Linked DNA regions of Homo sapiens: regions 1, 2 and 4 are each linked to region 3. The links are chromatin contacts, found by Hi-C or POLR2A ChIA-PET in ENCODE. All regions are on one chromosome and are shown on one strand. The core of a region is the stretch at or near the end of the contact, and the rest is flanking DNA. Distances in the headings are between cores, read along the strand shown.

What was found. Hi-C counts contacts between places; a loop is a spot of excess contacts on that map. ChIA-PET counts read pairs that join two places held with the same protein, here RNA polymerase II (POLR2A). Pooled maps may share reads with other maps.
Region 1: a loop to region 3 is called in a map of CD4-positive, alpha-beta memory T cell, with 21 times the contacts of the local background. The contact joins the promoter of FNBP4 here to the promoter of ACP2 in region 3. A Hi-C loop is called at or near these places in 1 of 168 maps with a recorded cell type or tissue (CD4-positive, alpha-beta memory T cell) and 9 of 50 pooled maps. POLR2A ChIA-PET finds 5 or more read pairs at or near these places in 2 of 52 experiments (GM10248 and activated T-cell).
Region 2: a loop to region 3 is called in a map of CD8-positive, alpha-beta T cell, with 10 times the contacts of the local background. The contact joins the promoter of ATG13 here to the promoter of ACP2 in region 3. A Hi-C loop is called at or near these places in 1 of 168 maps with a recorded cell type or tissue (CD8-positive, alpha-beta T cell) and 6 of 50 pooled maps. POLR2A ChIA-PET finds 5 or more read pairs at or near these places in 1 of 52 experiments (WTC11).
Region 4: a pooled map shows a loop between it and region 3 (2.5-fold over the local background). The contact joins the promoter of PTPRJ here to the promoter of ACP2 in region 3. A Hi-C loop is called at or near these places in 1 of 50 pooled maps. POLR2A ChIA-PET finds 5 or more read pairs at or near these places in 2 of 52 experiments (OCI-LY7 and Panc1).

What each region holds. Positions count from the first base shown.
Region 1 is chr11:47,765,919-47,768,638 of GRCh38, reverse strand. It overlaps FNBP4 (formin binding protein 4), which reads left to right and starts at 1,298. Exons shown (of 17, transcript NM_015308.5): 1 at 1,298-1,570. The coding sequence starts at 1,351. RefSeq lists a silencer at 1,284-1,893 and enhancers at 1,083-2,007, 2,154-2,213, 2,008-2,720.
Region 2 is chr11:46,616,237-46,618,936 of GRCh38, reverse strand. It overlaps ATG13 (autophagy related 13), which reads right to left and starts at 1,384. Exons shown (of 19, transcript NM_001346311.2): 1 at 1,047-1,384. HARBI1 (harbinger transposase derived 1) reads left to right here and starts at 1,710. Exons shown (of 3, transcript NM_173811.4): 1 at 1,710-1,813; 2 at 2,556-2,700. The coding sequence starts at 2,700. RefSeq lists a silencer at 1,124-1,418 and an enhancer at 1,398-1,577.
Region 3 is chr11:47,247,334-47,250,076 of GRCh38, reverse strand. ACP2 (acid phosphatase 2, lysosomal) reads left to right here and starts at 1,263. Exons shown (of 11, transcript NM_001610.4): 1 at 1,263-1,401; 2 at 1,944-2,039; 3 at 2,350-2,436. The coding sequence starts at 1,288. It also overlaps a transcript of NR1H3 not described here. RefSeq lists a silencer at 820-987 and enhancers at 1,068-1,577, 1,708-1,797.
Region 4 is chr11:47,979,152-47,981,851 of GRCh38, reverse strand. It overlaps PTPRJ (protein tyrosine phosphatase receptor type J), which reads right to left and starts at 1,293. Exons shown (of 25, transcript NM_002843.4): 1 at 844-1,293. The coding sequence starts at 939. RefSeq lists silencers at 263-692, 793-1,382.

The DNA.
Region 1 (2,720 bases), core at 49-2,548, 520 kb before region 3:
TGACACATAGAGCTCAGTAAGTATTAGATATTTTTAGTGGGAACTGAGCTGCTGCGGATATAAAAATAAATACCACTCGCATTCCTTAGTTTAGAGGGGAGACGGATGTCAACAGGATGTCAAGTGCCAGGGAGAGGCTGGGCAGGAGAGGTCACGCCTGCACTGCGTCTGCATTGCGCCCTGATGAAACAATAAAAGACTTTCATCATGTGATGCAGTAATTATTCCAGTCAGTGCAAAGGAAAAGTGAGGGAGGTGATGCTCCAAGTGGCGGGCTCCAGAGGCAGGAGACGGGAGAGGGGGCAGTGTTAAAGCAAGGGTAAATTAAAGCATGTTGACGATAGTAGTACAAAACTGGTAAGGTTCCTGTATGCCATCCCAACAATTTTAGGCTTTTTCCTTGTAGGTAGTGGAGTATCTCGTGATTTTTCCCAGCTAATAAGCGAGAAAATATGAGACATCTATTTGTGTGCTGCAGGAAATTACAAAAGCGTAAAAGACCCACTGTCCCATTTAATGTTCAATGCTATACCCAAAGTAAGCCACAATAATCCGGGCGAAACGTGGGGAAGGGCTCAGAAAACAGCACACCTTTCTTTTTTTTCTTGAGACAGTCTCACTCTGTCACCCAGGGTGGGGTGCAGTGGCGCGATCTCGGCTCACTGTAACCTTTGCCGCCGGGTTCATGCGATTCGCCTGCCTCAGTCTCCCGACTAGCTAGGATTACAGGCGCCTGCCACCGCGCCCGACTAAATCTTTTGTATTTTTAGTAGAGACGGGGTTTCACCATCTTGGACAAGCTGGTCTTGAACTCCTGACCTCGTGATCCACCCGCCTCGGCCTCCCAAAGTGTTGAGATTACAGGCGTGAGTGAGCTGGGCCCAGCAGCACACCTTTCTAGAAGACAGACAACATGAAACTCTAGGCCGAGAATAGCCACAAGATGGAGGACAAGTAGGCAAAGAAAAGGCTTGGGGAAAGCGCATGGGTGGAACCCGACGGAAGTGGGGAAGTCGTTCTAATTCAGGCCCTACCGCACTATTGGCTGGACTCTCACCCTTTTTCCTTTTCCATTGGCCACCGGTCCCTTCTCTGGGTCAAAACAGCCAATCGCCTAGCGCAGTTGGTAATCCCGCCCTTTCTCCTGGTGAGGAGGAGCCAGAAGAGCCGAAGGGTCCGAGGCGCTTGCGCAAGCGCGTGCTCCGCTGGTTGAAAGCGGATCCGGGCTGGAGGCGGTGTCACGGTGTATGAATATTGATTACGCGTCGCAGCGCCCAGGGCCCAGCGCCCAGCCTCCAGTGCCCGCCCCTCTCGGCCGCCCGACGCTCTCTGCTCGCGCTTGGGCTCGCGATGGGGAAGAAGTCCCGGGCGGTACCCGGCCGTAGGCCCATCCTGCAACTCTCTCCGCCGGGTCCTCGGGGCAGCACGCCGGGCCGGGACCCGGAGCCGGAACCCGACACTGAGCCGGACTCAACCGCGGCGGTCCCCAGCCAGCCCGCCCCGTCGGCGGCGACGACCACCACCACCGCGGTGACTGCCGCCGCGGCCTCGGACGACTCGCCTTCAGAAGGCAAGGGTGCGCGGGGGGACCTGAACTCGAGCTCAGGGCTTGCGGCCTAGGCTCCTCACGGCGCCTGGCCAGACCCGGCGAGGGAGGCGGGCGAGGTCGGCTTCCGAGGCCTGCCTGCTGCGGGCCTGCAGGCGGGGCGGCCCTGGGCTCCGGGCCGCAGAAGGGCCAGGCCGAGTTCTGCGCCCTCGGCCCGGGCCAAGCCCGAGGCGCCATCTGTGGTGCAGGGCTTGCCCCGGGAACGTTTGAAATATGACCGAAGTTCGGGCATCCTGAGTCTCCCAAACGCCCCGGGTCGGTTTTGGGTAACGCAGAGGGTGGATGTGAGGATGAGTTTCCGCGTGCGCGGCCTGTGACTGTGGGCCAGGCCTTTCCACACGTCATCTGCCTCCTTTCGGTTTTGTCGAAACGGGGATAGAGACGTTTAGAAAAAGCTCTTAATATTCCAGCTAGTAAGCATCCCCACACTAGCAGAACTGCTGGAGAAATGGAGCTGGTAGGTTCCTAAGTATTTGTGTGGTTCTCACTGGAGTGGTGCTTAGATTAAAAGTGACTCCAGGACTAGGCGCCGGAGAAGCCGCGACCGTTTCACATGTTCAGAGATCACGCTGGTTCGTTAATTGGAAAAAATCCGCAATAGCAGTGTTTGGTGTGTCTTGTAAAGGTCCTATCATAGCCTGGAGAATACTTACTGTTTTTGTATGTATTTGTAAGTATTGCAGATGTAACTTTTTAAGAGTTTTGTTTTGTTTTTTTCGAGACAATGTCTCAATCTGTCGCCCAGGCTGGAGTGCAGTGGCGCGATCTTGGGCTCACTGCAACCTCCACCTCCCGGGTTCAAGCGATCCTCCCGCCTTAGCCTCCTGGGTAGCTGGGACTACAGGACCCTGCCACCATGCCCGGCTAATTTTTGTATTTTCAGTAGAGACGGAGTTCATGTTTCCCGGGCTGGTCTCGAACTCCAGGGCTCAAGCGATCATTACAGGCGAGAGCCATCGCGCCCGGCCATGCAGATGTATTAATAATTTTTATTTACCATGGTAAGAGTCTTCCCTTGATGTTGAAGTTTGTAAGCAGATGAAAGACTCCAGGGCACGGTGACTCATGCCTGTAATCCCAGCACTTTGGGAGGCCGAGGTAGGCGGATTACTCG
Region 2 (2,700 bases), core at 135-2,634, 630 kb after region 3:
CTGAGGTGGGAGGATTCCCTGAGCCCAGGAGTTTGAGATTAAAGTTAGCTATGAAGGCGCCACTGTACTCCAGCTTGGGTAACACAGCAATACCTTATCTCTAATAATAATAATAAAAATTTTAAAATCTAAAAAACTAAAAGACTTCTCCTGAGCTGATAAATGGAGAGTTGAAAACAACAAAAAAAAAACCTCATAATTGAGCTGGAGCCACTACATGCACACATGAAAAGGACTAACAGTCATAAAACAACACACAAAATCTGGAAGCTAATTTAGTGTAAAGGAAGAGCTTGTTGTTTCTTATTATAATACATCTCCCACTAAAGGTGTCCAATAAATTCTATCACCTTAGGAGATGAGTTTTAAACTAAGTGTAATGAGAAAATAGGTAATTTTTTAAAATCTCTTTTTTCTTTTTGGCTGCGGGGTGGCCAGAGAACGAAGAAATACCAAAAGTGAAATGCTACGCTGAATTGACCAGGCTAACTGGGAACTCACTGGAAAAGTGAAAACTGGGAAGAATTAGTGATGAGCTCAAGAAGGTGCTTAGCCACTTACCCAGAGATTTATTTAATGAGAATGGATCACAGGTTTCCACAGGTCGTTCCACTGCCAGTAAGAAGACAGTCGTGAACCATGGGTCCCTTTTTTCACTAGTCAACAGTCACCCTCACCTACACGCGGAGTACATATTTGGCACTCAGCAAATCTTGATTGAATGAAAACCTACCTCACTCATATTGGCACCCAACCCCGGAGTTATGGCCCCCCAAATTACCTCCAAAACGCCTGACGACCTAACCCAAGGAGCTGAAAAAGTGGAGAGGAAAGCTCTGGGGTGGAGGGGATTCTCTGCCAAACAAGCAGGGGCCAACGGGGCCTAGACCAACTCAACTTCCCACAGAAAACTCAGGGGCCCAGGGGATTGAACCGTGGCTAATCCCTTCTACTTCCACGAAGCAGCAGCCAAGGGGCCGCAGATCCACAGCCTCCCACCCGGGGGCGCTGAGAGATCTTGGGGTATCCCCCGCAAAAGTTAGTACCTGCGAAGCTGCGGCACAAAGAGTGGTTCCGGGCTCTCATTACGGAGGCCGGGACCTGGGACCGACCAGCCGCGCCTCCTGGCTGAGGGTTCCGCGCTCCGGAGCTGCAGTGACCGTACACGTCGCCGATAGACACCTAAGGCTTCAGAAGGGTCCTGGCTCGCAGGCCCCAGACGTTTTGCTCCTAAGACTCCGCGAGTTGTCGCACCCACGTCGACTGGCGCTCTTCAGTGCTTCCCTCACTGGTTAAGCGGTCACTCCCGCCTTAAGCCCAGCAGCCGGTCGCTTCCCGGCGCCGCCATCGTTAGTGTTTGTTTTCATCCGCTTCGGTAATGGCCGGGGGGGGGGGGTGAAAGAGGGCTACGGGGGAAATCCAGATGCCTAACCTTAGTCGCACTTTCGCTACAGTACGGACGCCCTATTTATTCTTTTAGTCCTCAAAATATCCATAAAAGTTGATTTTCATTCCACGTAAGCTTTCTTCTCCAATCTTTCTAAGCTACTCAAGATAAAACAAAGACGGAAAGGCGGTGTTTGAGAGAGAGAGAGAGAGACCGTTTGGGCCGCGTGTGGAATGTGCGGAGATGAACCGCAGGTAGCCGCGGCAGCGGCAGTGAGGGCGCGGCGCGGGGCGGGCGCTGACGCGGAAGGGGCGGTGCCGCTGTTGCGCGCCGTGGCGGCCTCTGTGCAGTCGCCGGTTCCGGAGGAGGGCCCAACCCGGCTGGGTGGGTGGGAAGTGTGGCTGGTAACCTGGCAGCCGCGGAGAGGTGGGTGACGGGCCTGGGCTAACTGAGTGGCCGGCGCAATCAGACTTTGACATCCGTTTTTAGGGTGCCCTTTAAAAGTGGCAGAGTCGCTTCCCAAACCTGGTTCGGCCAGCCTCTTTTTCGCTCCCGACTTCCAATGTGTCTGGTCTTCCGTACTTCCTGGCCCTCAGGTTCACGATTTGGAGTTCTTGGAGTGAGGGAAAAGCCTTTTGTTACAGCACACAGTGTACGTCCATAAGGCTGGGTTGTGGACTTTGGTTGTTTTTTTTTTTTTTTTTTTTTTTTTTTTTTTGCCCCTTCTTTTCTTGTTAGACTGGTTTGAACACCCCAGCATCTGTCCTGTATTTGTCAGGTGAAACCAGAAGTCTTTGGATAATGAAACCCGTGACCAATTCTTACCCAAGGTGGTTATGACATATGTCAGCTGCTTCTTGGCCTATATAGTTAGAAGCCGACCTCTTTTACCTTGTGAATAATTATGTCATCACCTCCATTATTCTTTTGGTGTTCTCAATTGAAATGCCAAGCATTAAATGAGCCACAAAGATTGAATTCCCATTATCCTTGAATCAGAGCAAGCCTGTCGTGCAGCCATGAGTTAGTGGAGAAAAATCCGGAGTTGTAAGTACAGTACGTTTTGCCTCAACAAAATGGAAATTTGTAGAAAAGGAGCTGCTCCAGCCTTTGAGTCACTTTAAAGTCTTTGGTAGGTTCCTAATGTTTTTTCTTTTAACATTTACAGAGAGAAGATTATAAATGGCAGAGCCATTTAACTGTGGTTAGCTGTTGGATTCTGATACTTTCTTAAAAATACGTTCTTGCACCAACATCTTCATTGGGAACAGTTCAGAAAAAGCAAAGAGGAGAGCCAACATTCACATTTACCA
Region 3 (2,743 bases), core at 14-2,513:
GCAGGCTGGAGTGCAGTGGCGTGATCTCAGCTCACTGCAACCTCCGCTTTCCGAGTTCAAGCGATTCTCCTGCCTCAGCCTCCAGAGTAGCTGGGATTACAGGAGCACGCCACTGCACCCGGCTAATTTTTTTTTTTTTGTATTTTTAGTAGAGACGGGGTTTCGCCACGTTGGCCAGGCTGGTCTCGAACTCCTGACCTCAGGTGATCTGCCTGCTTCGGCCTCTCAAAGTGCTGGTATTACAGGTGAGCCACGGCGCCCAGGCCAAGCCTGATCAGTTTTGTTTCCCAAAGATCTGAGGAGATTTGCTTCCAGTAGGCAGATCTGAATCAAAGCATCCCCAGGACCTATGATCTGACCTGCAACCGTCACAGGAGTCACAAAGTCCTGAGGCCAAACTGGCTGCACCTGAATCCTAATGGTCAATGCCAAGAGGGCCATTGATTCTGTGGAAACCCCACCTACTCCCACTTTATGATATGCGCCTGTCCCTTACCTCAAAATACCTCCCCACTGGTCTGAAATTCCTCCCCCAGGGATTCAGTGCTTTGGGTTTGTAAAGTCTGAACATCCTGTGCAACCCAACTCCTTTGGGAAGAGGCATGACATGACGTCTTGACTCTAATTAACTAAAACTTGGAAGTGGAGGGGAGGGAGGACAGGGAAAGGACTGGAAGGGAAAGTGAGAGGGCTACTGAAGCTTTGTGCAGGGCAGGAACGGTAGGCCAGACTGGGGCAACCTCAAGGACACACGGAGTCCAAAGGGTTGTTTACATACTGTGTCCTGCACCCCAAGCAAAACATCTCCTGGAGAACAGGGCCAGGGCTCAATCTCCCCACAAAGGCAGGGGCGTGGAGAGAAGCGACCTCTACTTTCCCATCCCTCGCCTCAATTCTGCACCCGATCTAGCTATGGGGTCAAGCCTGGAGGGGACGCTGGTTCTCCAGACATGGTCCCGCCCACTGCAAGTGCCACCTTGGTAAGGGATTTCTCCGAGCAGAGGCAAACGCGAATTTGTGGCCTTCTTAATCAAGATGAGGTCTTCGAGCCCTGTCTGCCGCGCCAGGTCGCGTTACCTTCTTATGCTCCTCCGCCACAGCCAGACCACGACCCTCCTGCACGCAATCCCACCGAGACTGCGCCTTTTCCCCGCACCCCAGCAGGTCCCTAAGTAAGATGGCGGCGAACGCACTTCCGGCGTGTGTCCTTACGGGTGCGTCCGGGCGGCTGCTTGCAGGTGCCACCCAGCGGGTTCCAGCTTGTTTGCTGCATAGATTACAACGGTGATGGCGGGCAAGCGGTCCGGCTGGAGCCGGGCGGCTCTCCTCCAGCTCCTTCTCGGCGTGAACCTGGTGGTGATGCCGCCCACCCGGGCCCGGAGTCTGCGCTTCGTTACCTTGGTAATGAGAGATGGGCTCACCAAAGACTTCCCTGAAGCTAAAAGGGCAAAGGCCAGCTGGTGGAGGTCGAGGATCTCGGGAAGGAACAGCTGGTTTAGGAGGGGACGACTGGCCTGGGTAGTTGGGAGGCTGGATTCAGGATTGACCTGGAGCCCTGGCTTATGGGAGTCAGGATGACCGAATACGTCGGGGTGAGTCTGCCTTGAGACAGGGAAGTGGTTGAATGGTTAAGACTCATCCCTAAAGAAGCCTTTGGTTATCTTTTTTCCCCAGTTGTCCCCACCACATACGTTGCTTTCACTTCTCTTTTCCCTTCCTACCTGTACCTTGGCTTTGCCTATGGTCTCCAGTAGCATTGCTTAGCTAAGTTAGAATCTCTGGAATCTGGAAGAAGTGACTGACTCCTAGCTGGGGTCTTTTGCAGCCAGTAGGCTTCCCAGAGGGAATGAGACTTCCTTCCCTAACATGGGGCAAAAGGTAGGCTCTGGGTCCCTATCAAGGGGATGCTTCTGACCTATAGGCAAACCATTTTATTCTCTCAGCTGTACCGCCATGGAGACCGTTCACCAGTGAAGACATATCCCAAGGACCCCTATCAGGAAGAAGAATGGCCCCAGGGGTTTGGTCAGTTAACCAAGGTGGGTCAGAAGCCAGCCTTTCCTCAGGATGAGCTGCAGAATGAGCGACGTCTAGAGCAGTCTACAAAACTTGGGGTCCTACTAAACTGCCTTTTCCCATATGGGTGCTGACTTTGACCAGATTTCATAACCTTAATCTCTGTGCCCATGATATTGCTGTGCATGACTGGCCACTTAATGAAAGACTTCTGGGATCAGATTAATTGACTCCAGCAAAGCGTGAACCTGGAAAGCAACAGGGCCTAAACCCCATGGGGCTTGAAGCCACCCCTTCCCTCTAGACCCTCTTAACCCTTGGGTTTGCCCACAGGAGGGGATGCTACAGCACTGGGAACTGGGCCAGGCCCTGCGGCAGCGCTATCACGGCTTCCTAAACACCTCTTATCACCGGCAAGAGGTAAGGTTGGGAGCTCCAGAGGCAAGGGGAACAAGGTATGCTGCCCTCATCTTTTGCCCTCAGGGAGCCTAAGGCTGAGGCTGGGCACTTTGGCCTCCTTCTTGTATTTTTGGTCACAACTACAGGAAAAGACATCTGAGAGCTGTCTGGAACAAAGCCCTAGGAGCTGAGTTGCCCCTGCTTGGCTGGGATGAGGCAAATTTGATTAAGCATCCAAATTCGGACTTAAGGGCGGGCCTGGCAAAGTGGTTTCTGACTGTGAAATCACAGGCTTTCCATCCAAGACATTGAGTACCTATTAAAGGCC
Region 4 (2,700 bases), core at 44-2,543, 730 kb before region 3:
GGTGCTCCGCTATTTCACTTCTCTCCCTCAGTTCCCCATCTGTGAAATGGGAATGCCCCTTCAGCTGCTCTGCCTCAGCCCCTATGGAAATGCCAGGAAGGGGAAAGGTCGGTCACCAAAACGCCAGGGACAGCATTATCTGAAAAGTGAAGCCAGAAAAGAGGGTGAGGGTGGGGTGGGGAGGGGGAGCCAGCGCCCACAAAGCACGAATTAAACACCCATGAAATCAAGCACGACGCCAAGAGGGCCGGCTGCCTTGAGAAAAGCCAGCGTGCGGCCACCTTTTCCCCGGCCTGGGAACTTTCCCCAGGAACAGGGCCCTCGGCCCGGAGTCCCGCGCCTCGCCCAGGGCCCCACTGCCCAGCGCCTGGCCCTGCCCTGTCGCCCCCGCCGCCCCTCGGGCCCCTGCAGGCCGGGTCGGAGGTCTGTCGGCAAAGGCTCAGCCAGGCCGCCCGGCTCTGCGTCCCCAGACCTCCGCAAACACGCCCCCTCCGGCCGCCTCCGGCTAGGAAGCCGGGCCCGTGCCCGCCAGATGTGCCCAGCGCCGGGAAGAGCCGGGCCAGGGACGGCCTGGAGCCCGCGCGGAGGCTTTCCCCGGGAGGCTCGGGCACCGCGGCACCCGGATCCCGCCTCTCTCCCCCGATCCTGGGCAGCCGGAAAAGGGATCGATCGCCGGCGTGCGAGGCCGGCCGGGGTCCCCGCAAGTCGCCTTCCGGGGATCCGGGGATCCGGACCCCCGCCCCCTTCCCCGGAACCCCCCGGGGGGGTACGCTCGGGCAGGTGCAGTCAATGCCAGTCCCGCCCCAGCCTCCTGCCCCCCGCCCGAGCCCACCCGGCGCTTACCTGGCCCAGGCGCAGCAGCAGCAGCAGCAGCGGCAGCGCCCAGCGCAGCCCGGGCGAGCGCGGAGGCAGCCGCGCCTCCCGCGCCGCCGGCTTCATGCCCCGCGCGCCCTGGAACGTGCCCCGGACGCGCGAATCGGGCCCCGCCGTGCGCCCGAGCCCGGGCACCGTCGTCGCCGCCTCCTGCCGTCTCCTTCGCCTCCTCCTCCGCCAGCCGGTCCGCCTCGTCCCCGCTCCGCCCGCCCCGGGCTTCCCCGGAGACATGGCAGCGGCGGCGGCGGCCGCGGCCACACGCCGGAGCCTAGCGCGGCTGCCGCGGGGGGGCCGCGTCCCTGAGCGCGCAGGGGCTTCGCGGGGCGGAGCGAGCGGCGCCCACCCCCAGCGCGCGGCTACCCGGTCCCGGCTCCCGCGGCTGCTCCCGCTGCCTCCTCCGCGCGTCATGCGGCTGGGGCTGCTGCAGGGAGCCGCGGCGAGCGCTCGGCCCCCTCCCTTCCCCTCCCCCTCTGAATATTCATCGCTTCCTCCCGCCCCGGCCGGCCCGGCGGCTGCGGAGCTCCGCAGCCCCTCGCCGCCGCCCGCCGCTGCCCCCGCCCCCTCCGAGCCGGCCGCGGATCCCCTCCCGCGGGCAGAGGAAGCGCTCCCGCCTCGCCCGCCCCTCCGCCCAGCCCTCCCACATTCCTGGGACTTGGAGCCCGGGACCAGGCTCCGTGGCTCTAGCGCCTCGAGCCGGCACCCCTCAGGACGGGCTCCCCAGCCTCACACCAGGTCCACGGCGCCGGGTTCGGGTGGGCAGAGGTTGACCGAGACCCCTACTGAGAGCGCAGCCAAGCCTGATTGTAGACAGCAACCCGGCGAAGGCGCGTTTGACCTGGCCCTGGGTGGGCTTGGGGGTGCGTGAACCCCGAAATTGTAGAAGGCACGCTGTACATTGTGTTCTGTCCCCCAGCCCCCGAGCGCCGGCCAGGGAGGCAGAGAGCCCAGTACAAGCCAGTCCAGGGATTAGAACCCCAGCTGTGGCATATGGTGGACGGGGCTCTGCTGGTAGTACCAGCCCTGTGAACTCTGGAGACGCATTTCTCCTCTCTGGCCGACCCCACCCACCCTCCTCTCCTCCCGTGTGAAATAAAGATCGTACTAGGACGTGTGGAGAGAGAGGTCCACTGCATTCGCGATTAAACGAGACAGTAGTTAGTAAAGTCCTAAACACCTAGCCTGACACATCGTGGGACTCCACATACATTAGCTCTTCTGGAAGCTTTCATCACGTTGTTAAAGAGGTCAATGAACTGACAGGAGTTAAAGATCACAGCAGATATTACTCCTGTGCCCATGCACAGAGGAAGACACTAGGATCAGGGAGGCTATGCCACTTGCCCAGGAGAAGCCGCAAGAGAAAGGGCCAAACCAGAGAGTGCTAAGGAGGAAGAGGTTAATTCCAACCAGGAGAGAGGTGACACCTGAGCTGGGCTTTGAAGGATGTGTTGAGTTTCACCAGGCCAGTAGAGGGGAGAAGTGTCTCAGGAGGTGGGGCCAACTTGGCAGAAACGAGGCAGCAGATGCTTCGAGCTTGGCCTTCGGAGAAACAGGAATGGGAGGCTGGGGGATTCATACTGGGGGAGACTTCAAAGGCCAGGATAATGAGTCTAGGCTGGATTCTGTGTGCAGCAAGATGCAGACCACGAGGTGTCCAACACTACCTCCAGACACCCGTTGGGCCTCAGGTTACCATCTACAAGATGGGAATACACATTCACTTACAGGGTCTAAGTGGTTCCCACCAGACAACACACCCAGACAAGCACTGAGGATAAAGAAACTTTGCCAGGCCGCACGATGGCTCACGCCTGTAATCCCAGCACT